Regions from separate parts of the Homo sapiens genome. Here region 2 is linked to region 1. The links are chromatin loops, found by intact Hi-C in ENCODE. Cell type or tissue: B cell. All regions are shown on one strand. Links, peaks and the distances in the headings refer to the core of each region. The heading gives the core; the rest is flanking DNA. Region 1 holds the start of LOC105373933 (a long non-coding RNA gene). Region 2 has its middle 110 kb from the start of SPP2.

Region 1 (16,333 bases), core at 4,898-12,897:
CTCAGTCTCCAAAGCCAGCATTTGATGTCCCTCGACTGAAGTCAAGGCACATGAGGGGTTTATGATCTAAACCCAAAATATTGTGTCAGCACGGAGGCCCTGACTGGGCCCTGCTGAGAGCTGGAGCTATCATTGAACCCCTGTCTCCAAGATGGTCCCAGTCTTCTGTAAGGGTGCAACTGATATTGGGTCAGCCCAATTGTTGAAAGTAAATAAAATAATGTAATGAAATAAATAGTAACACAGCTTTGGCATGATATTTGCACAGTGTTTTTGTGGCAGTAGGTGAGTGACATGCTGACTTTCCTACGGCTAAAAGCAGTGTAGCCTGGCCCTAAATCGCTTGACCTAGATATGAAGCTGGTGAAGACAGCAGCAAGAGGATTTTTAGAAACATGAAGGTGAGGGATGGTTGTTGTTTCTTTGTCCCTCTGCCTATCTCTTGAAGGTTAGTGCCATTTGTCTCTCAGCTTCTCCTACACACACACACACACACACAACACACACCCCATTACACTAACAGAAAGGCAAAGATGGCAACTTGCCTGGCAACCTTTGAAAGGTTTCTGGTGCCTGCTTTAAAACCTGAAAGCCCCGTGCAAGCAAAGCAGAAGTGCAGCAGTTTTAATGTGCTGTGGCCAGAGATGCTAAACTCACATCACCAAGATGTGGAGATGCGGAGAAAAGGGAAGGTCTGGAGGCTGCGTCCCTTGCAGAAGGACAGGACCCAGCTGTCAAGGCAATTAGGCTAAAGGACTGCACCTCCTCACTTCTGCCGGAGAGAAAGGACCAAGCTGTCCACCGGATGCTGGCATCAGGCTCTGGTTCCCAGCAAATGTCACAGCAAGAAAATGGGGGTATTTTGATTTTGGACTTTGGCAACCCCCCTCCTGAGAGCATAGTGCCTTAACATCTACTTCTGCGTCAGCCCTCTGCTTAGGGGTCCTGCTTCTGGTTCTCTCTTTGCTTCTGCTCCATTCGGCACACCCCTACACCCATCTGCCCACCCCCTCAGATGTATGCATGCACACACTCACACGTACACATGCACTAAGTCAGACAGTCACCATGGGAAAACCCATAGACATGTACATGCACATACTTACACACACATGGTCACACACCGGCAGACACACTCAGATGCATGCACATACTTACACATAGTCACACACCTGCAGACACATGCATACACATACACGTATACACACTCATATAAACATAAACACACACCCTCAAACACAAAGACACTCGTGCTCACATAGGCACACATGTACTCAAATGGATACACTTGCACACAACTTCTTGGCAGAAATTCCAGCTCACAATGTCCTGCCAGCCATACGGGTGGATTTTCTTTCCAATTCTTCTTTGACCCTCCCTCTGTTTTCCTTTGAAGTCAGGTAATTATAGTTCTTAAGAAGTAAAAATTGCCAAACAGCCATAGCAACAGAGGCCTGGCAAGGAAGGACAGCTCCAGCTCTCAGCAGGGCCCAGCCGGGGCCTCCGTGCTGACACAATATTTTGGGTTTAGATCATAAACCCCTCATGTGCCTTCGTTTTCTTTCCTTACACTCCTTTTCCCTCAAAAGCACCTTTTCTTTACCTGCCAGATTCTTTGATTGTCTTTGTGGTGCTGAAAGCCGAGTGAGTCCCACTTCCCGTGGCTGCACAGACGCCGTGGGCTCAGAAGCCCTGCAGGCTGGTAGCCAGACTCCCTTCCCCAGGCACGAACTCAGCACATCTCCTGCACAGCCGCCTTCTGTCGGGGGTGACATCTCTGCCCCCTAGGTTTCCCACAGCGTCTGGATGCAGTCCACAGCTCCGGTGGCACCAGTTTGGGTCCTGGCTTTTAACCTCCCTCTTGCTGGAAGGGGTCAGAGGGGACAGAAGTTATCCTCAGTGCTCTAGCTGAATCCTACTTCACTTGGAAAGAGAAATTTAAACAATTGCGGGTGGTTTTATACAAAATGTTTCTTTATAAACACAAGAATGGGCTGGGTGCCACGGCTCACGCCTGTAATCCCAGCACTTTGGGAGGCTGAGGCAAACAGATCACTTGAGGTCAGGAGTTCAAGACCAGCTTGGACCACGTGGCAAAACCCCACCTCCACTAAAAATACAAACATTAGCCAGGCGTGGTGGTGGGTGCCTGTAAGCCCAGCTACTTGGGAGGCTGAGGCAGGAGAACTGCCTGAACCTGGGACTCAGGGTTTGCAATGAGCTGAGACTGTACCACCGCATTCCAGTCTGGGTGACACAGCAAGACTCCATCTCAAAAAACAAAACAACAAACCACAGGCAAGAGTGAAGTCAGGGAAGCACCCATGTCCTTAGGCAAGTCTAGCACAGGTTTGCAAGAGTAGTAAATTGGGTGTCCCTATGAAGCCAATCCTTGCAGGGACCAAGCGCCCCAGAGGCTGGTTTCTCTAATGCCTGTGATTTGGGGGGCCTGGTACATTATTGTGCATTTTGCAGAGGCAGCTATCACGTGATGAGGAGGTGGCACTAGGGAGAGGTGCACACACCAGGGACCAAGTCTTTCCTTCCAGGGACTCATCCAGGCTGTGCATGACTGACCTGCCTCCCACTGTCATATGGCTTTGGTACAAAGCCACTCACAAACAAACCTCCCTTGCCTCCCTGGCACCTCTTCCCTCTCATTTCAGAGCCCCTGAATCCCTACTCAGTAAGACAGCTGGTCTAGTTTAACGCTCACTATTTCAAATCTTATTCCATCCAAGCACCCCAGGACTGAGCGGGGCCAGTGTGTGCTGGGATCTGGCCCCCACCCCCCCTGGCTCCTTCATGCAGGCACCAGGCTGGCTGGTGGAGGTGAATGCACCCAGAGCCTCCAAGCCCTCTTCCAGCAGATCCTATCACTAGGCACCACTGCTCTGTCCTCACCCTCATCATGGGCACGGCTGCTTGTAACCTGGGAATAAACCACCTAAACATCTCCTTATTAAAAATCCTAAAATTCCCTAGCTTGAAACTCACGACTCCCAATTAACCTAGTCTAGTAATGGGTGCCTCCCAGATGTCTATTTTAAGAGTGATCTCTGGGGCCCGAACCAGACAGGCAGGTGAGGTGCCCAGAACACAGAATCTAAAGATATTGTATCAACGTCAGTATCCTGACCATGCTATTGTACTGTAGCGTTGCTAGAGTTTCATTGGGGGAACTGAGTAACAGGTGCATAGGGTCTCACTGTATTTCTTAGAACTTTTTATGAATCTACAATGACCTCAAAAAAGTTTAATAAAAATTAAAAAGCAGCCATAGGCACAAAGTGTTGCTTTGCATATTGTGGTAAGCCTGCATTGCATTTATCTTTCTGTTTTGGATTTTCTTTATCTCATCTCCTTAGATGAGTGATCTTGCGTTTTCCCAAGTTGTGACCTGGGGTTCCCTGAGGAGGTTGATTCTAGTAATTGCCCACTGGTTATGCCTGCTCCAAACACAGGTAACAGGCACCCTAATGTGGTTTTCTGTTCAAAGTCTCCCTAGCTCCCCTCTATCAGGTATGGAGTCTGAAAAGCTTTTCTGGGTCATTTGTTCCTTCAGCAAACATGGACTGAGCACTGATGTGTGGTCACTCATGGTGTTAAACCTTCAGGGCTGGATGGCTGGCTTTTTTTTTTTTTTTTTGACAGAGTCTTGCTCTGTCGCCCAGGCTGGAGTGCAGTGGCGCAATCTTGGCTCACTGCAAGCTCCGCCTCCCAGGTTAACACCATTCTCCTGCCTCAGCCTCCTGAGTAGCTGGGACTACAGGGGCCAGCCACCACGCCCGGCTAATTTTTTGTATTTTTAGTAGAGATGGGGTTTCACTGTGTTAGCCAGGACGTTCTTGATCTCCTGACCTCATGATCCGCCTGCCTCGGCCTCCCAAAGTGCTGAGATTACAGGTGTGAGCCACCGTGCCGGGCCAACGGCTGGCTTTTTAATACTTACCTTATAGCCATTTTTAAACTGAGAAGCTTAAACTGAACATATAATCAAATTTTGTGTTAAAGAAGTGAGATTTTAGCAGCATTTTTGAGTTTTGAAGTCCAAAACCATCTCAAGGCATAGGAGCCCTAGCCTCAACTGAAGTTGAATTTTTGTAGGGATTGTTAATTGCCATTTGTACCTAATCCTGTATGTGTGTGTGTGTGTATGTGTATATATATATATATGAAATATGATCTGTCACTATGTGACACAAGTTGCATATTTGGGACTGCAGTAAGGGCTTGGTGGGCTGGGGGAATAGTGTGGATTTTTTTTTTTTTTTTTTGAGATGAAGTCTTGCTCTTGTCGCCCAGAGTGGAGTGCAGTGACGCGATCTCGGCTCACTGCAACCTCCACCTCCCAGGTTCAAGCGATTCTCCTGCCTCAGCCTCCTGAGTAGCTGGGATTACAGGGGTCTGCCACCATGCCCGGATAATTTTTGTACTTTTAGTAGAGATGGGGTTTTGCCAATAGTATGGATATTTAATGACTACTTGTTTTTTAATTAATGAACACTTAGCCTTTCTATGTGCATAATGGTGTAAAGGTTAGATGGGTAGGCGTTTGACAAACAGATGCTTGCCATTCAGTTACAGACTGGGGAAATAGCTCAGTATTTGGGATTGAAACTGTAAAGACTGGATAGGTTTTAGTCATCACTCTCTTTTGTCTGGTGGGGATTTAATAAATACTTTCAAGCTTCTGGTTTGGGAATTTAGAGAGTTTTGATTTTGGATTTGTAAATAGTTGATTGCTAAATTTGGTCAGATTTCTCCCGACTGGCTGTTCCTCAATTCTTAGGATATGTCCCAGTAAAATTGCACTTTGTGAATTAATTGTTATATGCGTAATTGTTGCATTTTGGATATACCTAATTTGATAATTTTTTTAAAATTCCATTTAAGGTATCTATTTGCAGGTCAGAAAGTAAGAAAATGTAATTGTGTAATCCTCTGAAATGTAAAAAAAAAAAAAAAACAAAACAAACAAAAAACCTTCGGGGCTGGAATACAAAGGCATGAATCATGAACCCTCTGCTCAAGGAGTCAGGGCAGATGGGAGCTAAACAGGCATTCAGAAGGCTTATTATCTTGTTAACACTCGGTGACAACTCCTACCATAGAGGTAAGCACATGGTGGCCTGCCTGGAAGGCGACCCAGGCTGATTCTTTAAGGAAAGGGTAAACAGTATTTGCCCTGCCTCTGCTGAATCAGCTTCACATTCCTGCTCCCCAGCAGGCATGTTCGACACAATGGCGAGTCCCTCCCTTCCCCAGTGCCACACATGGGATGAACCAGTGTCACTTAGCATTAAATATTGCATAACTGATGTGCTCTGTTTTGGGATTAGACATATTCTGTGCCAGAAATAATACAACTGAGAATAATTGCTAAAAGGGACCAAGATAAGAACCTACACTTAGGAAAGAACTAGAGAGAGCTAGGAAATACTAGGAATGTCACAAAACACAAAAGGGTTTTGATTTTGATTATCTTGTCCCATTACTCAGAGGGGCAATCCTTGCAGTGTTTCCATATCCCTCTACACAGTTTCCAACCTGTGCCCACCAAATTAAAGCAACAACAAAAACCCTCCAAATTTCTTAAATCCATGCTGCATTCTTGTGTCTGACTACAATACTGGTAGAGATGGGAAGGGTTTCTTGGTGCATTTAAGGAAAACTTTGTTTCAGACACCCCATATACCACCAAAGCCATCACTGCTAGGCTGGTGATGGTTTAGATCTCTAGATCAGTGGTTCTCAAACTTGAACATTCCTTAGTATCCCCTGGAGGGCTTGTGAAAACATAGACTGTTGGGCACACTATCCCCAGAATTTCTGATTTGGTAGCTGTGGGGTGGAGGCCAGGTAAACAGGTGATGCTGATGTGGATGCCCTGGGGACACTCTTTGAGAACCACTGCCATAGGCAATTTCTAAGGGCATGGGTGATCCGCCTTTTACAATCTCTCTGATGCCTCATGCAGTCAGGACAGACATGTGGATGTGAAAAGGATAGGGGCCAGCAGGATTCCTAAATGCACTCATTAACACATGGTGCATTCCTTACTATGATGTTCCTGCCTCAGTCAGTCGCTGTTAGGAATTTTACTAACCACGAGAAGAGCCAGAGGACAGGAAAAAGAATCTAAGCTGGTCATCAGGTGACCAAGGTTTTGGTCAGGACTCGTCTACTTGCTTGGTGGTTGATTTCAGGGAAGTAACCTACATTATCTGTTACTGTTTGGTCTTCTCAGTGGAAAGTTCTCTCATCACATTAGGCTCTTAATATGACAAAAAGAAACTTAGGAAAGCAGTTTTTAAAAAGCAAAGTTTATTCTTGTTTTGTTTCTGTTTGGCTGCTTATCATACAGCAGAACAGACTACTGAAAACTGGACATTCAAAGCCTGAATTTCAAGACCTCACACTTGACACTTCCATGAAAGCAGGCAAAAGACTCAGGTGCAGGCAAGGAAAGGGGCTTCCACTGGTAGACAAGACCTTCATGCTTAGCCTTTGGTAACAAATGTCCAACAAGGAATGGCAGGTGATTTGGATGGTGGTAGGAGCGTAACAAAGAGGAATCTCAGAGCAGGGCATGTGTAAAGTTCCAGGCAGGGAGCAGCAGTGCTATTTCTCAGGACTCAGCAAGTCCTAGCTTGCAGGAGTGGTTTCAGGACAGGAGTCTCATCCCCGGATATTATGAGCCCCTCCTACCCATTTCAAATCACCTCCTAGGCTGGGTGCCAGATATTAACTAGACGGCTTCCACGAAGCAAGCTTGGATCAATGCTGGGTTTGCACCAAAGAAGGAATCCTTTAATCCCTCCCCTTCTTTTTTAGAGACAGGGTCTCACTACATTGCCCAGGCTGGTCTTGAACTCCTGGCCTTAAGTGATCCTCCCACCTCAGCCTTCTGAGTAGCTGGCATTACAGGTGTGAGTCGTTGCACCCAGCTGAATCCCCTCTGACTGAGAAAAGAACTGGCGCCAAGCTGAGCCTGAACTTGCTAATGGTATGAGTCAAGGAGTGTGCCCAATTAAGTTAATGGGCTCATCCATTGCCATGTGGACTATACAGTACCTGCTACCCCAAAGAGGCAGAGTCTGTTTTCCCACCTTGGGGGTGGCCTTGATCGTGAGACTTGCTTCGTCTAATAGAATGAGATAACAGTGACCGAGCACTACTAGTTTTGAACCTAGGTCTCGAGAGACCTTAATGCTTTTTTTTTTTTTTTTTTTTTTTTTTTTTTTTCTGTTTTGATCTTCTGCCATGGCCATGAGAAGGACATGCCCAGACTAGGTCACTGGTCCTGTGAGGAGGATGAGAGCTGTGTGGGGCAGAGCTGCCTCAGCTAAATTCTACCAGCCAAGCCCAGGCTAGAGCAGTGACCCCAGATGATCCCCCAAATGCACGAATGAACCCAGCTGAGGTCAGTCAAGTTCAGTACAGCTCAGCAGCCAACCCTCAGCTGATCCACTGACACATAAGCCACAATAATAAGTGCTCATTGTCTTAAGGTACTGAGTTTGGGATAATTTGTTACACAGCAAGAGGTAACTGATACAAGTGGCTACTATGTTAAGCTTGGGGATACCAACATGAATTAACACTAAATATCCACCTGCAAGTAACTTACAATGTAATGAGGAAGCAACAGTTACAATAAGGTAAGTGATATATGCTACTAGAGTTAGGGTTAGAGTTAGAGAACTTGAGAGGAACTTAACGGGTGCTATAAAAAAGGAACTCAATAGGTGCCATTCGGGTTCAGAGAAACAAGGCACAAACTCTGCCTTGGAGGTTAGCAAAGCCTGAGAATGAGAGTCTTGTCTACCAGTGGAGGCTCCCTTTCATTGCCTGCTTCTCAGGCAGAAAGGAAGTTTTCTCCAAAATAACACATGTGCCAAGCAAGGTGTGGACAAATAACCAGACAGCTCTGAGCATGCCCTGCATCGAACACTAGACCAATTGCTTATGGTTGGAAACAATTGAGATCAGACCCAAGGTTTGACTCACATAGGAACAAGTTAACTTCCTGGGATCCAGGGCAACAGAATCCACCTTCACCTCCAGTGGGCCATCTTGCGAAGGAAAGCTGTTGGACTCTAAAGGTGCAGTGGGGTCGGTCCATATCCATGGCCAATCCTGAGTGAGGGCCTTGCTGATGTGGAGAACCCCAGCTTAGTCACTGAGCAGGCATCTCCTTGTCCAAATACCAAGGACAGACACCGCAGGCCACCGACCACTGTAACAGCAAAATAAATTTGTTCCAGGGAAAATGCTAAACATGTGACTGATTTTTTTCCTGTAGTTCTTAAAAAAAAAAAATTCCCTGTGCATCTTGATGATGCATCATTTGTAAGATGCTTTGTTTGCCTACAGTGGTGTCTGGTGGAGGACTAGGGATGGACACTCTAATTCAGAAAGTAAAGAAAAGTAATTGACAGCTTTCCTTCTGTAATTTTGTTTGAGTTCATAAAATAGAGAATTGCTGTAAGCCTAAAAGCAACTGATGGCTGACACCAAAATCGAAACATGGATATGCTCAGCCTGACATCTTAGGAAGCCGCCAACGATACTGTGTGCAAGCCCATCACCCAGCATCTCCCTGGGTATCCCAGGCTTCTTAACCAGAGGAACTTGCACAGAGAAACCAAATTGTGGATGGTTACAGCCATGTGAGTAGGGCTGATCTATCTTTACCTGACAACTGCACATGCAAGGTTAGCCCTTGTTCTGAAGAGCAGATTCTTCTCTGAAATCTGATGCTCTTTGTCTGGACTTTTCAGAAGGAGAGAGAGCATAATGCTTAATTTTATAAGTGACTGATTTGAACTGTGTAACGTCTAGAGATATTTCTCAGAGGTTTACTATCGGTCACAAAAAATATAACATGACTCAGAGAAGAACTGATTTCCCTTTTTTGAAAAGTAGAGAAGCCACAGGGCAAACAAATGAGGCAGCTTCCCCTGGCTCATGCGGAAAGATTGACGTCAATCTCCAAGTAGCTGAGACAGCTCACGCTTGCTTGGGCTCATGAGGAAGAAGTGGAAATCTCTGTGCCACAAAACCCAAAGGCATAATGTCAAAACCCCATCTGTAAGCAGGAGAGAGCTTCAAGGCTGGATGGGCCATGGTCTGATTACAGAGCCAGTTTCACAAAAGACATGGGGTTTACAGCATCACAGGGAGAAAGAGGAGATCGTCAGTTAAATGAAAGAGAACAGTGGATAAAATGACTCTTTTAAGTGTGCTGCCTTTCAGTTCACTGGCTCACAATTTAATGGCAAATAACCAGAAAAATGCCACAAGTCGTCCTTGCTATGAAGTCTCCAAACTCTAGCTAGGTTTAATGGTGCAACATCTGCATATTTGTATTAGTCTGTTTTCATGCTGCTGATAAAGATATACCTGAGAGTGAGCAATTTACAAAAGAAAGAGGTTTAATTGGACTTATAGTTCCACATGGGTGGGGAGGCCTCACAATCATGGCGGAAGGCAAGGAAAAGCAAGTCACGTCTTACGTGGATGGCAGCAGGCAAAGAAAGAGAATTTGTGCAGGGAAACTCCCATTTTTAAAACCATCAGATCTCATGAGACTCATTCACCATCATGAGAACAGCTCAGGAAAGACCGCCCCCCACCCCCATAGTTCGATCACCTCCCCTTATGGGAATTGTGGGAGTTACAGTCAAGATGAGATTTGGGTGGGGACACAGCCAAACCATATAAATATTCCAGCTGCCACTTTGCAGAGTAAATGGTGAGAAGTGATTGGAATCTGGATATAGAGTGCAGGTCAAGCTGACAAATTTTGTATATGGTTTACATGTAGAGCATGAGAGAAAAGAGAAGGCAAGGATTACACCAAGGCCATGACCTGAACAGCTCTTGCCTCGGTGCCTCCAGGTGTGTGGGATGTGTTTGCTTTCTGCTTCTACCTTTCTGGTGCTACTATCAACTTTTTGTCCAGGAACCCCTTGTCTATGGAGTTGTGCCTTCCAGTGGTGTAGACCATCTGCTTCTTCTTCCCAAACCAGGAAACCGAAATGCCACAAAACAGCGCATGCCCTTACTGCGTGTGAAGTCCTTCGGCATTTTATCTTCTCTTCCATTAGTTGTATTTTTTAAAAAGTTTCTCAAAATCCACTACACAGATTCTCTATCCTCTATCGAGTCATGACCCACAATTTTGAAAATCACTCTTTCAGACAACACTGTATGAGAATATTTTTCCTGCTTGAAGCCAAGGGAGAAATAACACTGCTTCTATCCCCAGGCACACTCTAAAGGACACTGGAGAAAGGGGACAGAACCAGCAGCAGGTGCCCACACGTCAGGAAACACTCATCCGCTGAAACAGCTGAGCTTGCCTGGAGATTTGCAAGCAATATATCCAGGAACAACTCCTGGGCTTTTCTCCTGCTGAGCTCCCAGGATCACTCCCTTAGACTCAAATTGTCACCCCCAACTCGCTGTGGTGGCTGCATGGTCCAGATGGCGCTGCACCAACCACTCCTCTGGGGCTGGGACTCTAGGAAGCAAGTGACACACCTTCTTAAGACTAACCCGCAGGTCGGCTTTCTTATTTTTTTTTAAGCAATAATCTCTATGGAGACACCAACAGAGGGTAACAGTAATCATCAACAGAGAGAAGGCTTCGGAACACACAACACTTTCAGAATATGACAGTTTATAATGTCTTGGCCCATATCTACTGTGAAGCAGCAACATCAGTCTTCCAGCCTCTGACCATCACTCTCCTTTGTGAAGGCCCAGCAAGGAGCCCTTTCTAGTCCATGTTGATCAGCCACCTGCCTTGAGGAACTCGATTTAGGCTGTTTTATAACCATTGATTTGTGTTCATTAACTTAAACCTCGTCTCTTTTTAATGGGTTCTTCTATTAGTCTTAATAGTTTTTAATTTGTAATTAAAGTTTCCTAGAGTCACAAATTAAATATCATATCACAGGCAAATATAGATCATTTTGTCTTCTTGACTTAAAAAGTTATACCTTGTATTGCTGTTTCTGGACTTATTTCATTGCCCCGAACTTTTAGAGCTACATTAGACAATAGGAAATGGCAGGTATTTCGGAATTTATTGGAAATGCTTTCAACTTTTCTTTTCTTTCTTTCTTTTTGAGATGGAGTTTCACTCTTGTTGCCCAGGCTGGAGTGCAATGGTGTGACCTTGGCTCACTGCAACCTCTGCCTCCTGGGTTCAAGCAATTCTCCTGCCTCAGCCTCCCAAGTAGCTGGGATTACAGGTACACACCACCACACCCAGCTAATTTTGTATTTTTAGTAGAGACGGGGTTTCTACATGTTGGTCAGGCTGGTCTCGAACTCCCGACCTTAGGTGATCCACCCGCCTCAGCCTCCTAAAGTGCTGGGATTACAGGCAAGAGCCACCATGCCCAGCCGCTTTCAACTTTTCTCTCTTAAAGTATAATATTGTCTCGTTGGTATAAGATGTCATCCTATAATATCTAGTTAAGAGGGTTTTTAAAAATAACAATGATAGTTAAGCTTTATTAAATACTTCTTCAGCATCTATTTTTTTTTATTTTGTATTTTAAAGTATGCATTAATAGATTTCCTACCATTATATTAATATTACTCTGTCTTCTTGGAATAAGCCTTCAATGACATACTGAAATATTGTAACATATCTATGAATTTATTTTCAAGTGTTTTATTTAGGATGTCTGCAATTTTATTAATAACATGCTGTCTTTGCCAAAGTTGCTGATATTAAAAAAATAGATTATTTACATTAAAAATGATATTATAATTTTCTTTGTTATCTGGAAGAGTTTATAAAATATGGAAAGTCTCTTTTCCTCGAAAGCTTTAATGAATTTCCCAGTGAAATCTTCTGCCATGATTGTGAGGCCTCCCCAGCCATGCGGAACTATAAGTCCAATTAAACCTCTTTCTTTTGTAAATTGCCCAGTCTCAGGTATGTCTTTATCAGCAGCAAGAAAACAGACAAATACAAATATGCAGATGTTGCACCATTAAACCTAGCTAGAGTTCGGAGACTTCATAGCAAAAATGACTTGTGGCATTTTTCTGATCCCCTCCCTTCTCCAGGCTAATTTTTGTAGTTTTAGTAGAGACAGGATTTCGCCATGTTGGCCAGGGTGGTCTTGAACTCCTGACCTCAGGTGATCTGCCTGCCTCGGCCTCCCAATGTGCTGGGATCATGCACGCAGCCTAATTTCTGATTTTCATGTATAATTTTTCTCAATGAGCTTTACCAAGATATCTCTGACCAACTCTCAGATAGCCAGCTTTGGGGTTTATTTATCAATTCTCCTTTATTCCCTATATGTTTTTTGTCTTTAAAAATAAATAGTTGAAAATTTTCTGGTTATAAATTATGTAGAAAAATTAGGAGTACTCAGACAAAAAAACCTGCAGACTCCCTCAATGCTCTCCTCCTTAATCCTGATCTCCTCCCTTCTCCCCGGGTCAGGGATTTGAGAAGAAAGTAATGCTTAAGTTTTATATTTTATGGTTTGATTTTTGTTTTGTAATTTTTTACATTGTTATAAATGTATCCAAGTTTTTACTTGCAACAACAATTTTTATTTAATACATGGGCAAGAAAAAATATCTTCTTATTGATAGTTTATAGTTTGTGGGTGTATTGTCATGCCTGGTCTCATGTAGTTTAGTATCCTTATCTTTTTAATTTCTGATTTTCTTTTTCTTTCTTTTTTTTCTTTTCGTGACCGAGACTCGCTCTGTCGCCCAGGCTGGAGTGCAATGGAGCAATCTCAACTCACTGCAACCTCCGCCTCCCAGGTTCAAGCAATTCTCCTGCCTCACCCTTCTGAGTAGCTGGGGTTACAGGTGCCCACCATCATGCCCGGCTAATTTTTGTATTTTTAGTAGAGACAGGGTTTCGCCATGTTGGCCAGGGTGGTCTTGAACTTCTGACCTCAGGTGATCTGCCTGCCTCGGCCTCCCAAAGTGCTGGGATTATAGGCATGAGCCTCTGCACCCAGCCTAATTTCTGATTTTCATGTGTGATATTTCTCAATGAGCTTTGCCAAAATATCTTTGACCAACTCTCAGATAACCAGCTTTGGGGTTTATTTATCAATTTTCCTTTATTCCCTACATGTTTTTTGTCCTTAAAAATAAATAGTTGAAAATTTTCTTGTTATAAATTATGTAGAAAAATTAGGAGTACTCAGACAAAACAAAACAAAACAAAAAAAACACAAAAAAATAACGGAGAATCCCTCAATGCTGTCCTCCTCAATCCTGATCCCCTCCCTTCTCCCTGGGCCATCCTAGGCAGGAGGCTGGGGTTCCTCAAAGGTTCTAGATGATTCCATTGGAATCTTTGGGCTTTGTGGCACCTTCCCACTGAGGGGGATCCTTCCTTTCTCCCACCAGCGACCTTCCTTTTCCTTGTTACACTGACATTTAGGCTGTTTTTATAAATCAAGCCTTGTTATATTTTGTAGCCACTGATTTGTGTTCATTTTCTCAAACCCAGCCTCTTTAATGGATTCTTCTGCTGTGGAAGTGCCTGCACCTTGCATCTTAGGGGTGAGGAGCCACTACATTGAGGTGGAGACTGGGCAGGATTCCTCCCATGGCATTTCTATTTCCGGAGGCTGCTGAGGTGACTTGCTCAGGCCCGGCTCCAGGCCAACCTGTTAGACTGAAGAAGGGTAGAGCCCTGCCCTTTTCTCTTTCTTTTCACCAGTGGGATGTTGGGGCACCCTGTGGATCCCCACCCTCTGCCTCTGTCTATGGGACATGCAAACAACCACATTCCCCTTTGTTTTGCTATGGTTGAACATTTGCTTGCTAGGGTTTTACCAGTCTCTTCTCCCCAAAACCTCATTGTTTCGTTTTGCTCCTTAAAGCACTCACCACATGACGTTATCTGGTGATTTGCAAAAATATTGCCTGGGTTTTGACTGAATTGTGTTTTCTTTTGGTGGTGTATAAAATTGTCATCTATAAATGCTACATAATGACTTTACAAGTTACTACTTGCCTCATGTGTGTCTACATGGTCTCGTGTGGATTACTTGTGACCTGTTACTAGCTTCCACCATGAGTGTGATTCCATAATGTATTTTGTGTTTTCACTTGAAGTTCATTGTACCATATTGCCTGGTACATGGAAGTTCATTACTTATAAATATTAAGATTTCTGGGGTCAGATTGCTTGAATCTAAATCCTGAGTCCACCACTTACTAACAAAACCTGATTTAATTCAATATTCATTAAATATTTGTTGTGTGCCTATCATGTGACATGTGTTGTTCCAGGTACTGAGACTAGAGCAATGAACAGAACATACAAGTTCCCTAGTTCATGGAGCTTACCCTGGTAGGAAGGGATTGAACCAGATGGTGATGAATGCTGTAGAGGAATAGCAAGGAGAATAAGGAGGCAAAGAGTATGTGTACTGCAGCTTTATACAGGGTGGTCAGGGGATAGCTGAGCAAAGGTCTGAAGGAAGTGAAATTGTCAAGCCATATTCCTATAGCTTAGGAAGAGGTCTGGCGCCAAAAGGAGCATCAAATACGAAGTCACACTTCCTAAAATCAATAGGAAAACATAGAAGGGGAAATCAGAAGATTAACATGATCAGATTTGCATTTAATTTATTTATTTTAAATGGACACTTAATAATTGTACATACTCATGGGGTACAGTGTGATGTTTTAGTATATCTATTGTGTAATGATTAAATCTGGCTACAGGTTGAGTATCCCTTATCCAAAATGCTTAGAACCAGAAGTGTTTCTGATTTCAATTTTGTTTTTTAATTTTGGAACATTTTAATTTACATAATGAGATATCTTGGGGGTGGAATCCAAGTCTAACAAGTCTAAACACAAACTTCATTTATGTTTTATAAACACCTTATACACATAACCTGAAGATAATGAAATACAATATTTTTATTAATTTTGTGTATGAAACAAAGTTTGTGTTGAACACTTATGTGTGGAATTTTTCACTTGTGGTATCATGTCAGCACTCAAAACGTTTTGGATTTTGAAGTATTTCACACTTAGATTTTTTATTTTATTTTATTTTATTTTATTTTATTTCTTGAGTCAGAATCTTGCTCTGTTGCCCAGGTTGTAGTGCAGTGGCACAGTCATGGCTCACTGCAGTCTCAACCTCCTGGGCTCAAGTGATCCTCCCACCTCAGCTTTCCAAGTAGCTGGGACCATAGGCACGTGCCACCATGCCCAGCTAATTTTTTATATTTTGTAGAGACAAGGTTTTGTTATGATGCCCGGGCTGATCTTGTACTCCTGGGCTCAAGCAATCTGCTTGCCTCCACCTCCCAAAGTGCTGGGATTACAGGCATGAGCCACCACACCTGGCCTAGATTTCAAATTTTTGGATTAGAAATGCTCAATCTGTATTTGGCATATTTATCACCTCATACATTTATGATATCTTCATGGTGAGAACACTCAGAATCTTCTCTTCTAGCTATTTTAAAATATGCAATATAATATTGTTAACCAGTCACCCTAATGTGCTATGGAACACCAGAACTTTTTCCTCCTGTCTGTCACCTTGTACCCACTGATGAGTCTCTCTCCATCCCCCATCTTCCCCACCCTCCCCAGCCTCTAGTAACCACTCTCTATTTTATGCTTCTATGAGAGCAGTATTTTTAGATTTCTCATATGCGTGAGAGCATGCAGTATTTAGCTCTCTGAGCCTGACTTATTTCACTTAACATCCTCCGGGTTCATCCATGTTGCCCCAAATGACAAGATTTCACTAGTTTTATGGTTGAATAGTATTATTTTATTGTGTGTGTGTATATATATATATATATATATATATATATATATATATATATAACATTTTCTTTCTGTTGATGAAACATAGGTTGATTCCATATCTTGGCTACATGAATAGTGCTGCAATAAACACGAAAGTGCAGACATCTCTTTGACATACTGATTTTATTTCCTTTGGATATGTATCTTGTAGTGCGATTGTGAGATAGGATTTGTATTTATTTAAAAGATCGAATTGTATGTTATGCTGAGATAAATGGGAAGATCCATTTATAAGTCAAATCAACTGAAAGACAATCGTAATCTTGGTGAGAGATGAACCAGGGTAGTGCCTGAGGATGAAGAAATGCAGGCATGTTGGAGATATGTCCCAGAGAGAGACTTGACCAGGTATTTCCTTTTATGGAGGGCAGAATCCTAAAGAAAAGGAAACCGAGGGCCGGACGCGGTGGCTCACGCCTATAATACCAGCACTTTGGGAGGCCGAGGCAGGCGGATCACGAGGTCAGGAGATCGAGACCAT
Region 2 (16,333 bases), core at 5,580-13,579, 140 kb before region 1:
AATAATTTTTAACTCATTAAAATTGCAATATGTATTATCAGCTCTCAGATTGTTCTTAAAATAGAATATTATTACCTGAAAAGTTTTTACTTGGTTACTGTTGAATCACAGTCATTTCATCCTTTTCCTGAACATGCATTGCAAGCTTCAGATAATTTTAAGGCACGAGAAATAATGTACTATATGTATTTTAATCAACTGTGTAGGACCTTTCGATGCAACACTTGATGTCTTTCTAGATCGAAATCTAAACAGCTCAAAGAATCGCTCAGAAATGTTATCAGATCTCCAGTTTAAAATAATACAGTGTCTCTTCTAATTTCTCACTAACACAGCTAAGAAAATAGGAAAATAGTAAAACTCATTGCAACATGAAGTGGTAACAACCAACAAAAGTCTTAATGCCATGACCTGGGAGGAATTAACACCAATCACAACAGAAAACAAAGCTGGGTAGAATCAAACAAGTAAACAAATAAACATCAGTTGGGTGATTCAACCAATGCTATTCCGAGTCTTTCCCTAAACAAAATTGGGATGACCTTTTCTCCCTCCTCCCCCTCCTCTTTCTTTTTCTTCCCCTCCTCTTTCTTTTTCTTCTTCAAAATCACTCTGTCTTCTAACTTAGGCACCTGGGGTCTGTATCAGCAAGAGAATTGTGTGGGTCAGCCACCTCTTCTCCTTGGGGCTGCATTTCCCTTCCCCACCAGTTCTCATCTCTGCTCATAAGCAGCACAGGAGAAAGGTGATGAGGATAGTCAGGGAGGCAGGATAGACAAGGCTCAGAGCACTTTGGGAGTTATAGTCCTCAGGAGTGAGAAAGAAAAGAAACTTTTTATCTGAGGAATGTGAGCCCCCCTTAATTACCAGGCCCAGAGGGGCAATGAAATGTGATAGCGTGTGACAGCAGTCACGTCTCACTCCTTCTTGAGCTAAATAATTACCTCTTGAAGCCACCTGCTATGTGGGCTCTAGACTAACTGACGCCAAGTAGCCATAAAGTGCCATACACCCTATAGTTCACCAATGTACAGCCAATCACTAATCAATGTTATTTCTGTAAACCAATAAGAATTTGACAATAACTTTCTATCAGCCCACTCCCTGTCCCCCTTCTGCCTTTAAAACCTTGCTTGTAACAAAGGTCAAAGGGAGTGCTCCCCAGAGCAACTTAGAAGTGTCTGCTGGGAAGCTGTTGGCCCAAATAAATTCTATTAATTTTGGCTCAGTTTCTTTCTTTGGGTTGACAGGAGTATATAATAAAAACAATGTTTGCCAAAGTTTACGGAGTGCTGACTATGTACTAGGTCTTATATTGAGCATTTAACAACAATTACTAGGGGAATTTCTATTAAATCTTTATTTTCCAGCAATGGCCTTCTCTTAATTAATTTCATTGCTTTACTCTTGGGAATTACCTGGATTCTTTCCTCTAATTCCAAACAGTTTCTGTGCATCTTTCTAGATGAATCTAGAAGTCCTTAAAAATTATAGTTCAATGATAGATCAATCCCCAGCAGACCTGCGCTGCTCTCTGAAAGGGCTTTTTGTCAGTCCAGAGTGATTCAAGAACCAACTACTCTAAGGTGTGCTCAGGCCAAAATATATCTGTAGACTTTTCACATTGCTTCAAGGGCTGTTTACATTAAGATTAAAAAAAAAAAAACTACTCTTTTATCATCTTACATATTTAGTTTTTTTTTTTTTTTTTTGAGACGGAGTCTCGCTCTGTGGCCCAGGCGGGAGTGCAGTGGAGCAATCTCGGCTCACTGCAAGCTCCGCCTCCCGGGTTCACGCCATTCTCCTGCCTCAGCCTCCCGAGTAGCTGGGACTACAGGCGCCCGCCATCACGCCCGGCTAATTTTTTTGTATTTTTAGTAGAGACGGGGTTTCACCGTGTTAGCCAGGATGGTCTCGATCACATATTTAGTTTTTAACCCAATTTTGTAAGATCAGGTCTGCAAACCTGTAATTACCTGTGTAATTAAAGTGAGATATATCATTAAAATATTCAATTTTTTTTAAAAAAATTCCTTTTTGTTTCTGTAAAAATCATGTCTGCTTATTTTTTAGAATTTAAGCAGCGCAGAAAGAGTTGAAAGAGAAAAGTTAAAGAGAAAAATCATCAAATTTCTGCCCTTGAGAAATAACCATTTTAGATTTAAGGAAAATAAATACAAGCCCCAACAAAAGATTCTTAATAATTGAAGATATAGCTAAGTAAAAAGGATTTCCAAAATACACTCACACTAATTATATTTAGAGTTTGCAGTTTGATTAGAACTGCCTACAGGGTGTGATTTGAGGCCTCTTTGCTAAAACATAATTCTCCCGGGCTGTCAGAGGTGTATGAAAAGCCCCTCCCCCATCCCCTCCCTAAGGTTTCACTCCAGCTTCAAGATTCTGCTGACCTTGGGCAAATCACCCCATCTCTCTAGTCCTCAGACTCTTCAGTTTCAAAATGAGGGGGCTGGACCAAGTCATCCCTGAAGGCCCCTCCATGACTGACAGTCTAGGGGCTGTTTTCCCTGTTAAATTGGAAAGTGTCCTATGAGGTGCTTGGATGGTATGAATGGAAGTGGAGATCTCAGAAATATGGGGGTAGGAGGAACTCAGGGGAACCACAGGCTGTGTGATTCCCCTGAGTTCATCTAACCCTATAGGAGGAACGGGAGGAATGAATGGAGGAAATGCAGATACTTGGGACAAAGGTGAAAGGAGAGAGAGAGAGAGAGAGAGAGAGAGAGACAGGACCAAATTTAGAAAATTTCATTTCTTCCACAATTTAATCTATGGTTGACCTAAATTTTATTGTTCGTGTCTTTGATTGCAAGTACATTAAAAATGATAATTATATAGGCAATTAAAGCCTGAAATTAACCAAAAAAAAGAAAGGTACACATTAATGATAGGTCTTTAGATTATACCAAGTCTTCCTGCATTTCCAGTCCTGATTGTTTTCAGATTGTAACCAATTGTCAGAGAGGTAGAGGATCAGACAAACTTCTAATGCAGGTGTCAGAGGAAACAAAGACCAATCCCAAAGTGAGAACAAAGCTTCACTACACAGGAAAAGTAAGTCAAGGCACACACACGTGCCTCAGTTTATAAGAGTTGGATGATCCTATCTTGTTGGTTTGCCTTTGTGAATTCTTTGCATATCGAAGAATTCCCATGGTTTGCACAATGAGAGGATGTGTGGTCAAGTAATAGATTTATCAGCAAACCCACCCCACTAAACAAGAAGGTTTCAAACTTAGTCAGTGTTGTTGATTTATTTACTGTGGGGCTGCTTCACTAAAAGGTAAGCTACCGGCAGTCAGGGACTTGGTCTGGTTGGTTCCCTGCTGTGTTCTCTGGGTCTGAACAGAGCCTGGTTCAATAAACATTTGTGAATGATGAGCCCCAGGGTTTGCCTGAAAAGAGGACTTCCTGCTGAAGATGGATGACTCACAAAGTAATTAGGACAAAAAATTATTTCAAGTTCTTGTTCTACATCCCAAGGATGATGAAAACCCCGCCCCGCAAAGCATGGCTGAAATAGAATATCCTAACAGCCTTAGTGAGCCTTACTGAGTGGGGGCCTGAACCAAATTTATTTAAGAATATAAAGATGTGTGTTACAGTTACCCATAGCTGCAGAACAGACCACTCCAAATGTAGTGGGGTGATGATGTTTTAAAAGGTTCACCTACAGGGAAGGAAGGGTGGAAGCAAGAGGAACAGCTCAGAGGCTTTTATTGCAATACTCCAGGCCAGAGGTGGGGTGGCTTGGATCAGGGTGGTGGTGGTGAAAATGGGATAAACAGTTGGAACTCAGACATGTTTGGATATCTTTTGAGGGTGTAGCCAATGGGATTTGCTGGTGCATGAGATGTGGAATACGAGAAAAAGAAGACTCAGAGATGATTCAAACTCTTTAGCCTGAGCAATTAGAAAGATGAAGTTGCCATTTATTAAAATCGGGAAAGCCATCAAGGGGAATAAACTGAGGTGGGGGAACATTAGAGTCTGGCTTTGGACATGTTAAACTTAAGAGGTCGTGTTGATCAATTTTTGCATTGCTATAAAGAAATACCTGAGGCTGGATAATGTATAAAGAAAAGAGGTCTAATTGTCTCATGGTTATGCAGGCTATATTATAGGAAGCATGGTGCCAGCATCTGCTTGGTTTCTGATGAGGTCTCAGGGAGTTTTTACTCATGGCAGAATGCGAAGCAGGAGGAGCATATCATATGGTGGGAGTGGGGGGAACAGTGCCACACTCTTTTATTTTTTATTTTATTATTATTTTTTGAGATGGCGTCTCGCCCTGTCGCCCAGGCTGGAGTGCAGTGGTGCAGTCTCCGCTCACTGCAAGCTCCGCCTCCCGGGTTCACACCATTCTCCTGCCTCAGCCTCCCGAATAGCTGGGACTACAGGTGCCCACCACCACACCTGGCTAATTTTTTGTATTTTTAGTAGAGACGGAGTTTCACCGTGTTACCCAGGATGGTCTCAATCTCCTGACCTTGTGATCTGCCCACCTCAGCCTCCCAAAGTGCTGGGATTACAAGCATAAGCCACCATGCCCGGCCTATTTTTTATTTTTGAGATGGAGTCTTGCTCTGTTGCCCAGGCTGGAGTGCAGTGGCATGATCTTGGCTCACTGCAAGCTCCACCTCCTGGGTTCAAGCAATTCTCATGCCTCAGTCTCCAGAGTAGCTGGGATTACAGGGGCCTGCCACCACACCCAGCTAATTTTTGTATTTTTAGTAGAGACTGTGTTTCACCATGTTGGCCAGGCAGGTTTCGAACTCCTGACCTCAGGTGGTCCACCTGCCTTGGCCTCCCAAAGTGCTGGGATTACAGGCATGAGCCAATGCGTCCAAACTCATAGAGTGAGAACTCACTCATTACCTCAAGGAGAGGACCAAGCCATTCATGAGAGATCCATTCCCATGATTTAAATGCCTCCAGGCCCCCTCCAACATTGGAGATCACATTTCAAAGTGATATTTGAGGGCGCAAATATCCAAGCCATATCAGATGTTAACTACACGTCTGAATGAAAGCGTTGAGTAGGCAGTTGGATAGGGGACTGGAGTTAAAGGAAGAGGAACAGTTTAGAATTACAGATTAGGGAGCTGTCAGCACAGAGGATGCCTCAAGCCATGAGGCTGAATGACATCTCTAGGCAGTGAATGTGGATAGAGAGGAGAGGGGACTCAGCTGTTCCAAAATGAAGAGGTTGGGGATTTGAACGGAACCATTGAGGTGACCGAGGAAGTGCTCTACTGAGGCAGGAGGGAACTGGGAGCAGCCTGGCGTCTGGAGGATGAGGGCAGAAAGTGCACCAGGAAGGAGGAAGTGATTACTAGGTCAAAAACTGCTGGCAGATTAGGGAAGATGGCTAAGGGATGGATTGTTGGTTTTAGCAATATGAGGGTCCCTGGTGACCTCAAGAGAGCAGCTCCACAGAGAGGATGGGGGTAAAAGCCTAAATGGAGAGGGTTCCAGAAAGAAGGGGAAACCTTGAATGAAGACAATTATTTGAGGAAATATGTTACAAACAGAAGTGGCAAAATGGGTTAGTTGCTGGAGGAGAATGTGGGTCAAAGGAGTTTTTATGAATACGGAGGACACGATAGCGTGTTTTTGTGCAGATGGGAGTAATCTCATAGACAGAGAAAAGTGGATGATGCAGCACGCAAAGGGGAGAGAATCCCCGAGTGTCGTTGAGTAGCCTGAGTGGGGACAAGGCCCAGAGCAGAAGTGGAGGCACTGGCCTGGAAGAGTGCAAGCCCCCTGGAGGCAGAGGGTGGGGACCACCCTAGCACTGAGCCCAGCACCTGATGCACCAAAATATTGTCTGAACAAATACAATACAGCAATCATAATGATAGCCGCTGTTATGGAGCACTCACTGAACATTAGGTGCTGTCGTAGGCACTCTGCTGGGGTGAACTTGTCCAGCTCGCACAAGGCCCTATGTGGCGGGAATGACAGGTATTCTCTTTCCACAGATGGGGTGCTGAGGTGGCCCAGTTTCTTGCCAAATGCAGAGAGCTAGGAAGAGGCAGATCAGTATTCAAAGCCAGGCACCCGGAACATTTCTAAGTTAGGCTATTTGCCTTGGAGTTCCAAAATGTGGTCGGAAAGTCCTCTGTTAAAGAGTGTAAATACAATTCCCATAGAATAAATATCTTAAAATAAATATGAAGGACCACTCTCATCCCCCCTGACTGGAGTGAAAACCACTCAGCTTGAGACAGGGTGCCAGGGTGTCGGTAACCCCCTGGGGACCCCCTCCTCCCTCAGCCTGTGCTCCTCCTGCTGTTTCGTTCCCCAGAGCCTGAAGCCTCTCCAAGGTGTTTGTCTATGACTTGTCATTAGTAATATTATTAATGCCTTGGACTCATCGGTTTCCTAAGATGATTGATTTGGAGAAAGCTGCTATTGTGAATGATTCAGAACACTTAGTGACTGAGCACGTTTGCTGATGAAAGGTGTGGCCCCATTTACTGTGTGCCGTGCTGATGACTGCACTCTGTTCACTGGGTTCATTGGCTGAATGACTGAGATGGGCCCTGTTATCAGCCTCACTTTACAGACAAGAAAACCGAGTGTCAGGAGGTTAAGTTACTAGTTCAAGACTGTACACCACTAAGTGAATTGAACTCGGTTCTTGCTGACTCCAAATCCCATTCTCGGTCTTGTCTCTTGTTGTGACAGGGATGGCGCCCCCACTCTGATCACACTACTGAGAGCCACCAGGTGTTCTCTGGAGCCCCATGAATGTCTTGACAAATGACCTGAGTGTGTGTAGTAAAAGCTAACTCCTGCCACTGCATATTCTAGATACTGTGCCATTGTTTCCTTGAGAGAAACGAATTGAACTCATCCAGTATCTAGAGTTTTCAAACTCTCCTTAGAGGAAAAAGCACATTGCCCTCCCAGTCCCTAGTCTGCCCTCCCAGTCCCTAGTCTGGTGAGTAACCAATGCACTCACATCTATGAGGAAGCGACCCGGTCCTGCCCCTCCCACCAATGTGCTGCCGGAGCCCTCCACAACAAACAGGTCTGGAGAGCCACTGAGTGAGGAGGCCACAACAGAGCCCTGATGAACCATCTAGGAGCACATTGCTGAAGGCCCTACCATCCCTTTTACGTATTTTATCTTATGCACACACAGATTTACTCTTCAATTACAATGTCAATGTTGTGATTTATTCATGCTGCAATTTCAGGCCCCAGGACAAGCATTAGGTGAGTTGTCTTTGGGTAGGAGTCTCTCTTCAGACTGCTCAAAATACTCTAGATTTATGTCTCTACTATTCAGAATGAGCTTGACTTCAACCTTTCTACATCACCAGTTGTAGACAGGAACATGTTTACAGTTGCACAGTGAGACAGCCCGAGGGGTTGAAGAATTTCTGCAAACCTGCAAGGCAGGGTGGCTCATACCAGATTCCAGGGTCATAAGCAGGCAAAGGGAGAAATCAGATATCTGGATCAGGCTACCATTCCAGAGTGTACCAAAAAAGATGGTGTGTGTGTGTGTGTGTGTGTGTGTGTGTATGTGTGTGGTGTGTGTATGTTGTGTGTGTGTATATGGATGTTGTGTGCGTCTGGGTGTTGTGTGGATGGGCATGTGCACACATATATGTCTGCTTGTCGGGGGAGAGAGTTAAAGCAGATATGTAAACCTGGCTCAATGTGAAGCAGACAGGCAGTCCAGAGAGGTAGAACATAATACATGTCCAGCCAGGTGGTCCTGGAAGCCCGGGAACAGATGGGGGTAAACAGCTGAGCTCCAGAGGACTGGCTACACCTGTCCAGGTGAGGGCCATGATGGCCAGGCTCATGGGACGACTGAAAAGTGGACAGTAATTTGGAGATCAACATCATAGGAGTAACTCCAGATTGAGTATTGCTGGAGGGAAACTGAAGACCCGGGGAGGGAGACATGAAGTCAAGCTTTCTCTGTCTCTTTCCCAGTGAGGATTAGAGTAAAATACAATTACATGCAATATCGTCTATCTTATCTGATCCTCTTTGGATCTGAGCTGTAATTTTCCCCCTGAAACCTTCTATGCATTATGGGTTTGGCATTTCCATTTATCTTCCAGTAACTATTTACATTTGCATCTGTTCATCTCTAAATAGTTTCTCTTTCTTTTTCCCTGACATCTTAAGCTTTTTGTCTCTCAAATGACAACCGCACACACAAAAGAAATGCCTGACTCTGCACTCACATTTGGCTTTATTATGAATTCTGCTCCGTAGACAAATTTATGAATCCCAGGGTTCTCCCTCGAACTCATCTCATTAGGATTAGAGGCAGAAATGTTCGTATCTTTCGCATAAATAATGCATGCCACAATGGCTAGCTGCTGCTTGATGGAGCCCATTTCTTCTCCTATTTCATTTACAACAAAGGATCACAGTGATTACCTTACCTGGAGACCCACTCGGGAGCCCTGGAGCCTCAGGAATAAGGGGGAGAAGACTGAAGGAGACTAGCCCGGGCAACACCAAATCCAACTGGAAGCCACGGAGGCAAAGGCTTCGGTCTCGTGGGCACCGGTCCCACCTAGGGATGAACTCAGCTGTGAGCCAGACCTGGGTCACCAATGCCAAGACACTGAGGCTCTCTATATGGTGACCTTCTTATGACCTTGGCCGTGTCCTGGGGGAGGATTTGTGAGTTTCTCCATGTAGGTGACTAAATCACAAAAGAGACAAGGCACCTTGAAGGCCTACTGGGGCTTTGATTACTTGAGGGAAAGACCACCCCTTGCAGGCCTTGGGCAAAACCTTTAGCTTCTGAAACACACAGCAGGGGCAGTTGTCCCATCAGAGCAGCCCAGTGGTGCAGCGCAAAGAAAGGCTTGATTTTGAATACTGGCTCTGCCACTATGAGCAAGTCATGTAGCCCTTCAGAGTCTTTGCCTCCTCATCTGTCAACTGGGCTAACGGCACTCAGCTGAGAGTCTGGTACTGGGGTAAACGAGCCGCTGCGCCGTGACTGCACCGTGAGGGCACTGGGGTGATGGCTGGCACGTGGTTTCCTGCTTCCTCTGAGGCCAGTGCCAGGTCTCAAGGGATGGCTGTCAGGCACAGATTGAATATAAGGGGGAGGAAGAAAGTTCAGTTCCCCTTTGAGATTTATCTCACCTCTTTTTTCAGCTGTTTTGCTCTTGTGACTACTCTTGGGGTCCGCTGAACTGGAACCTAAAAGCCAGGAGCTGAGAAAAGCCTGGGGGCGAGGCTTTAAAATCGCATTGCCAACTCTGCACTGATGGATAAAAGTAGGTGACTCAGAGGTCCATGGAGATCATGGGCGAGCAGCCGAGGGTCCATGGAGATCATAGGGAAGCAGCCAAGGCTGCATCCATCCCTCGGGTTCCCTTTCTTTTTTTTTTCCTTTTTGTTGTTTTTAGGGGTACATGTGCAGGTTTGTTATATGGGTAAATTTCGTGTAGCAGGAGCTTGGTGTACAGATTATTTCATTACCCAGGTGATAAGCGTAGTACCCAACAGGCAGTTGATCAGTCCTCACCCTCCGCCCACCCTCCACCCTCCAGTAGGCCCCGGTGTCTGTTGTTCTCTTCTCTGTGTTCACATGTACTCAGTACTTAGCTTGCACTTATAAGTGAGAACATGTGGCATTTGCTTTTCTGTTCCTGTGTTAGATTTCAGCTTCCATTGCTCACAGTGTCCCGCCCACCCCCCACCCCCCAAGCCCCCCCTCCCCATCCCCACTTGTCTTCCCCTCCAGGAGGCACCATCACCGGCCCTGTTTCTGTGGATGCCCCAGGGCTGGATGGGGACACCCAGGCCCTCCCCTTTCCTGTGCCTGTTATTCCGGTTCTCAGCCTCGCTCAGCCTTCCTTGTAGCAAGCCACTAGCTCTTCTCCTTGCTTCCATACTTGCCTCCAATCAACCCAACCCCCTTGCTCGGCCTAGTCAGTAAATATCTGAGAAAAATATTTCCGAGCAGCCATGGATTGAAAGGCAAAGAAAACATTGAAAGGCTCACATTCTGCAGCTGTGGGAGACCACATTGAACATTCCACCCATTCTCTCTCAGATAGATGCAAGGCCCATAACTTATTCTGGTCTAGTTATTCAATTTGTGGTTCTACCAGAGTAATTCCATTTCCCATGCTCTCAGAAATATTTTAGAACAAGAACAAAAATAACCTTATGTATGTGCACACATACACGCCACCCACAAGACAAACTGGATGTGTATAGAAGATTGCTCGACTTGGCTCTGGAACACTTTTAGATGGTATCACTTTATTACACAGTGATGGGGGTCCCACATGTGTTTCTAGGTAGCATCTGGTTTACTAATAAGAGTTTGAGCTGTTTAGGGAAAGAATCGGGACATGAAGGAGTTGGAGATATTTATGTCTAGAAAGAAAAGACTTGTTCATGTGCACCCTGGGTGTGCAGGGTGCAATGGGAACTGGAGGTGTGGTGAATAAAGACCATGACTCTTTGAAAAAAACTGGAAGAGCTGCCATGTGGCAGGCACACAGACTGACTTTACCATAGAGACAGGTTGTGAGTGATGGGAAGGCAGATTTTTGTTAAATATAGAGAACAATGTTCTAATAACTATTGCTATTAAGAAACAGAATGGATTACTTTACGAGGCATGGAGTCTTCTGTTCCTAAAAGTGTTTAAGCTGAGACTAGAATTCTGCTTTGGTTATCTGTTGCTGTCCAAAAAAATTAACCCTAAACTTACTGACTTAAACAAAGCCTTTTTAATTTATTTTCTCATGATTCTGCAATCTGGGCAGGGCTCGGCAGGGGCAGTTCATATGGCATCATCTGGGTGGCTTGAGTGGGGCTGAGGGATCCACTTCAAAGATGGCCTCACTCATAGCTGGCAGGTTAGTGCTGATTGCATCTAGAAATTCAGCTGGGGCTGTGGGCTGGAGGCCTCAGTTTTCCTCCATGTGGCCTCTGCACATAGTTAGGCTGGCTTCTCAGAGCATCATGGTCACAGGTAGTTCTTATGCTGTGTCTACCTTCATCCAGACAGAAGAGAAGTTGCTAGGCCTGATTGACGTTTAAGCCCAGAACTGGCGTAGCTTCACTTCTGCAACATTCTGTTGGTTGAAGCAGGGTCACTGGGCCAGAGCAAATTCAAAGTGAGAGAACCACATAAAACGTGAATACATCATTGGAGTCCACCAAAGTTATGCTTTATCACAATGCCCAACTAGCTTTATAATACAGAACATTCATTTTCTGGGTAGAAGGTTGAAATGAGTGATCATTGATGCTTCTTGGAACTCTAAAACTCTCTGGTTAAATTTCTTTTCAACCTCCAGTGCCTAGTACAATCACAGGCACATCATGATCATTAAAACAGTACTTATTGATTGATTGATTTCACACATTTTATATTTTCAAGCTGAGACAGGGCCTCAGTCAATATCTCACAGGAACATAGCTCTCTGCAAAATAGAATGCCATTTCAAGCCAACAAATGATTACTCTTCATGCTGTAGATACAAACTTGGTCCAAAGTAATTCGTTTTGCAAATGCTGTTTTTAGACACACACGCACAAATCACTCTGGTTTATAAAATCCATGGCACAATGTAAGGAAGGATGGGAAGGTATATGCTGTTACATTACATGTATACTTTGCTACCTGAATTGGTTTTTTTTAAAGGTAAAATTTCTGTTTATTATCAATGTAAAACACACTCACTATGGCAAATGTATATGAAAATGAGCACACAAAAAAGAAAAAGAATCACTTATAATGACTTATAGGTAACTACTCCAAACTTTTTATGCATATTTTAATATAGATTAACCTAATAGGTTTATATTATTATTTCATTTAACTTCACCGTAACTTATTTTCTATGATACTAAAAAATTCTATATTGAAATAATATATTTTGTGTCAAAATATTTAATAATATTAAAATCCTTACACTTTTTTTTTTCAAGATGGAGTCTTGCTCTGTCATCCAGGCTGGAGTACAGTCACGCAATTTCAGGTCACCCCAACCTCCGCCTCCCGGGTTCAAGCAATTCTCCTGTCTCAACCTCCCGAGTAGCTGGGATTACAGGCACACACCACTACGCCTGGCTATTTTTTGTATTTTTAGTAGAGACGGGATTTCACCATGTTGACCAGGCTGGTCTCAAACTCCTGACCTCATGATCCACCCGCCTTGGCTTCCCTAAGTGCTGGGATTACAGGTTTGAGCCACCATGCCTGGCCACAAATGCTTTTTAATTATTGCAAAATATATATAATTCTGCCATATGGAGATACCATAATTTACTTATTGTGCTTATCTTAGGTTTAAAATTGTTTAAAAATTGTTAACACTAAATATCATCATATTATACATTTTTCTGCATAAAGACTTATTTAGAAATATGAAGGGGTGGGTTGCCCCTCCACACCTGTGGGTGTTTCTCGTTAGGTGGAATGAGAGACTTGGAAAAGAAAAAGACGCAGAGACAAAGTATAGAGAAAGAAATAAGGGGGCCCAGGGGACCAGCATTCAGCATATGGAGGATCCCACCGGCCTCTGAGTTCCCTTAGTATTTATTGATCATTCTTGGGTGTTTCTCGGAGAGGGGGATGTGGCAGGGTCATAGGATAATAGTGGAGAGAAGGTCAGCAAATAAACACATGAACAAAGGTCTCTGCATCATGAACAAGGTAAAGAATTAAGTGCTGTGCTTTAGATATGCATACACATAAATATCTCAATGCCTTAAAGAGCAGTATTGCTGCTCGCATGTTCCACCTCCAGCCCTAAGGAGGTTTTTCCCTATCTCAGCAGATGGAACATACAGTTGGGATTTATACCGAGACATTCCATTGCCCAGGGACGGGCAGGAGACAGATGCCTTCCTCTTGTCTCAACTGCAAAGAGGCATTCCTTCCTCTTATACGAATCCTCCTCAGTACAGACCCTTTACAGGTGTGGGGCTGGGGGACGGTCAGGTCTTTCCCTTCCCACGAGGCCATATTTCAGACTATCACATGGGGAGAAACCTTGGACAATACCTGGCTTTCCTAGGCAAAAGTCCCTGCGGCCTTCCGCAGTGTTTGTGTCCCTGGGTACTTGAGATTAGGGAGTGGTGATGACTCTTAACAAGCATGCTGCCTTCAAGCATTTGTTTAACAAAGCACACCCTGCACAGCCCTTAATCCATTTAACCCTGAGTTGACACAGCACATGTTTTCAGGGAGCATAGGGTTGGGGGTAAGGTTATAGATTAACAGCATCTCAAGGCAGAATAATTTCTCTTAGTACAGAGCAAAATGGAGTCTCTTATGTCTACTTCTTTCTACACAGACACAGTAACAATCTGATCTCTCTTTCTTTTCCCCGCAGAAATATATTTTAAAATACACTTCAAAGAGATGTATTAACATTACATATTTTATTCCGTAAACATTTATTGAACACCTACTATGTCTAGACACATTGATAGGCTAATAAAAAACACCTATATATTGATTGTTCACTTACTATGCATCAGGTACTATATTAAAGGATCTACAATTAGTTTGCTAAGGCTTTTGTAACAAATTCCACAAACATGGTGGTGAGACAGACATTGTCTCACAGCTCTGGAGGCTGGAAGTAGGGCTGTGCTCCTTCTGAGGACTCTAAGAAAATACGCTTCCTGGCCTCTTTCCAGCTTCTGGTAGTTGCCAGCAATTCTTGACATTCTTTCACTTGGTCCTAAGTAATAGCTACTTATGATAGGGTCATTCCACTCTGTGTCTCTGTTACCATATAGCCATCTTCCCTCTGTGTGCCTCTGTGTCCTAATTTCCCTCTTCTTACCCTAATCCAATGTGACCTCATCTTAACTTGATTACAGCTGCAAATATCTTATTTCCGAATAAGGTCACCTTCACAGATTTCAGGTGCACATGCATTTTTGGAGGACAGTATTCATTCTAGGCAGCATTCCATGAATAATATTTTCTGATCCTCACAATTACTCTCTTGGGGTAAGTATGTTGATCATCCTGGGGCTTAGAGAAGCCAATTATCTTTTCTAGGGTCATACAACCAGGAAACTGTGGGGCAGGTGTTCAAAGCCAGAAGCTCCAGCTCCAAGGTCCCACTTGCAAACACCAGCTCTACTGCTAGAGGGGCTGTTTGTATCAGAGGCCAACAGGTTAGAAAAACCAACAAAAGTGATTTGCTTGCCCAGTCAAGGGGATCATGAATCCCCAGCCCTGTGGGTTACAATGAGCTCACTTTTCGTTTTTCTCTGTCATGAAAGTGGAAACCTTGGAAAAGCTGAAGAATGAAGAGGGGAGGATTGAACAGGGACCCTTGGAACTGTAGGTAGTAAGGCCAGGGAAGCCCTGCCAGGTGTTCAGAACTAGCTGCAGCCACAGTAGGAAGCCAGCCATGGGACACTGAGGTGTTCTGGGGCTGGAAGGGCTGTGGGATGGTTCCAAGCTGTGCCAATGCTAGAGGCAGCAGAAGTGGAGCTTACAGCCAATGAGGTGCTCCTTTCCTAATGAATATTTGCGTCTCTCCTCCCATCCCATGAGAACACGTGGACTGCCTTAAAAATAGCATCAGTCAAGCCCCTCTTAGCTTAATTTCCACGTTCACAACCTGAATGTGCAGTTCTAAACTTGGAACTGACAAAAGGCGGCCGAAAGATTGCTTTTCAGAAAATAATGAGCTTAATGGGCCCTTTGACAAATGGTAGAGATTTTCATTTTCTACTGTCCCTTTGTTTGAACTATTTTCTGTTTTTTTTTTTTTTTTTTTTTTTGAAACGGAGTCTCGGTCTGTCGCCCAGGCTAGAGGGGCAGTGGCGCGATCTCGGCTCACTGCAAGCTCCCCCTCCCGGGTTCACGCCATTCTCCTGCCTCAGCCTCCCAAGTACCTGGGACTACAGGCACCCGCCACCACGCCTGGCTAACTTTTTTTTGTTGTTGTATTTTTTAGTAGAGACGGGGTTTCACCGTGTTAGCCAGGATGGTCTCCATCTCCTGACCTGGTGATCTGCCCTCCTCGGCCTCCCAAAGTGCTGGGATTACAGGCGTGAGCCACCGTGCCTGGCTAATTTTTTGGTATTTTTAGTAGAGACAGGGTTTCACCGTGTTAGCCAGGATGGTCTCCATCTCCTGACCTGGTGATCCGCCCGCCTCGGCCTCCGGAAGTGCTGGGATTACAGGCGTGAGCCACGCGCCCAGCCTTTTTTTTTTTTTTTTTTTTTTAGGTGACATGTACATCTTTGTTTCCAACAACTGGATGTGGGTTGAAAGGAAAGCCTCTGTGAAATGAGTTTCCTGTGAAAATGAGACCTCGACCGTGCAAAGTGAAATCGTAGTAGGGAGGCTTCTGCTTTAAAGACTCAAATTGTGGAAAGGTGGTCCTCCCACTGCGCTGTTCTCAGAAAGGCGGGCAGTCGCCTGGAGGAGTGGAGAGAAGGGAGGTCGCCATCTTAAAGGGGATAGGGCTGAGTTGTCCTGGGCTCCTTCTGCCGTCCCTTGCGGTGGCGCCACAAGACCTTTGGAAGCTGGCTTCCTTGCCATCTGCTGTTTCTCACCTTAGATACTCGTTTGTGCCGTGTCTATCTTGTCTGGTTCCACTTTCAGCAAGAAAAAGAAAACTCCCTTTCAGTAGAACACTATAGGCTTTTCGGTTAAAATAGCGAAGGGAGCATATGCCTCTAACATGCCTCCCCCATCCCAATGTCAAATCCAGAAAGTAACCCAAAAGAGAAGAACATACGTGAGCGCTGGAGACCCGGGAGGGTGCATTTCAACAGCACGCCAGGAACTTCAAGGGAGTTTTGCAAAATGTTTCATGTAAGGGAAATTAGAGGGAGAGAAAGGAATGGGGACATGTTGAGGTGTGTGTGTCCCCCTCTACCTGGGGAGGCAATCGCAACCTCCATCTGTACCTTGTGGTCCATGCTACAGAGATAAGAGGCAAGGTCACGTTCTCTGCTCAGGGCTTCATGGCTGTGCCGAGGAAGGCTGGGTCACCGGACACTTCTCCAGCCGTTGTGGGGCCCCTGGTTAGCAGCCAGGGGTAGCGGCGCCCACAGCCTTACGGTGCCCCTGCCTGTCCTTGGAGATGTTGTGATGTGGGCCCCCGATGACATGCCAGGGAGGAGGAGCCACTCTCCCTCCCAGTAAGGGTCCTGGATCCGGCAGCAGGAGCAGGGGGTCCACGGAGGCCCTCATCCCAGCGTCTCCAGGTACAGGCAGGGGCGCGCTGACACTGTGGGCTCTGCCACCACCGGCTGCTAACCAGAGGCTCCACGGCCGCTAGAGAAGTGGCCAGTGACCCAGCCTGCCTCA

Evidence for each region. Hi-C counts contacts between places; a loop is a spot of excess contacts. Peaks named below come from ENCODE experiments on the same cell type or tissue, not always from the same donor. Only the 100,000 strongest peaks of a DNase experiment are listed, where the experiment ranks them.
Region 2: a loop joins it to region 1, with 11 times the contacts of the local background. A loop is called at or near these places in 1 of 110 quality-filtered maps.

Annotation. Positions count from the first base shown.
Region 1 is chr2:234,299,993-234,316,325 of GRCh38, forward strand. It overlaps LOC105373933 (a long non-coding RNA gene), which reads right to left and starts at 1,882. Exons shown (of 4, transcript XR_007088124.1): 1 at 1,604-1,882. RefSeq lists an enhancer at 9,051-9,190. In B cell, for the core only: no CTCF peak of the experiment used is centred there; DNase peaks (open chromatin) are centred at 7,559, 7,832 and 9,029; H3K27me3 peaks cover 2,927 bases.
Region 2 is chr2:234,155,656-234,171,988 of GRCh38, forward strand. No RefSeq gene overlaps it. Among named protein-coding and RNA genes, the nearest start is that of SPP2, 110 kb to the left of the region's middle. RefSeq lists a silencer at 1,817-1,989 and enhancers at 7,834-9,033, 8,529-9,029, 12,958-13,457, 15,651-16,153. In B cell, for the core only: no CTCF peak of the experiment used is centred there; DNase peaks (open chromatin) are centred at 9,066 and 11,086; H3K4me3 peaks cover 1,422 bases; H3K27ac peaks cover 1,882 bases; H3K27me3 peaks cover 822 bases.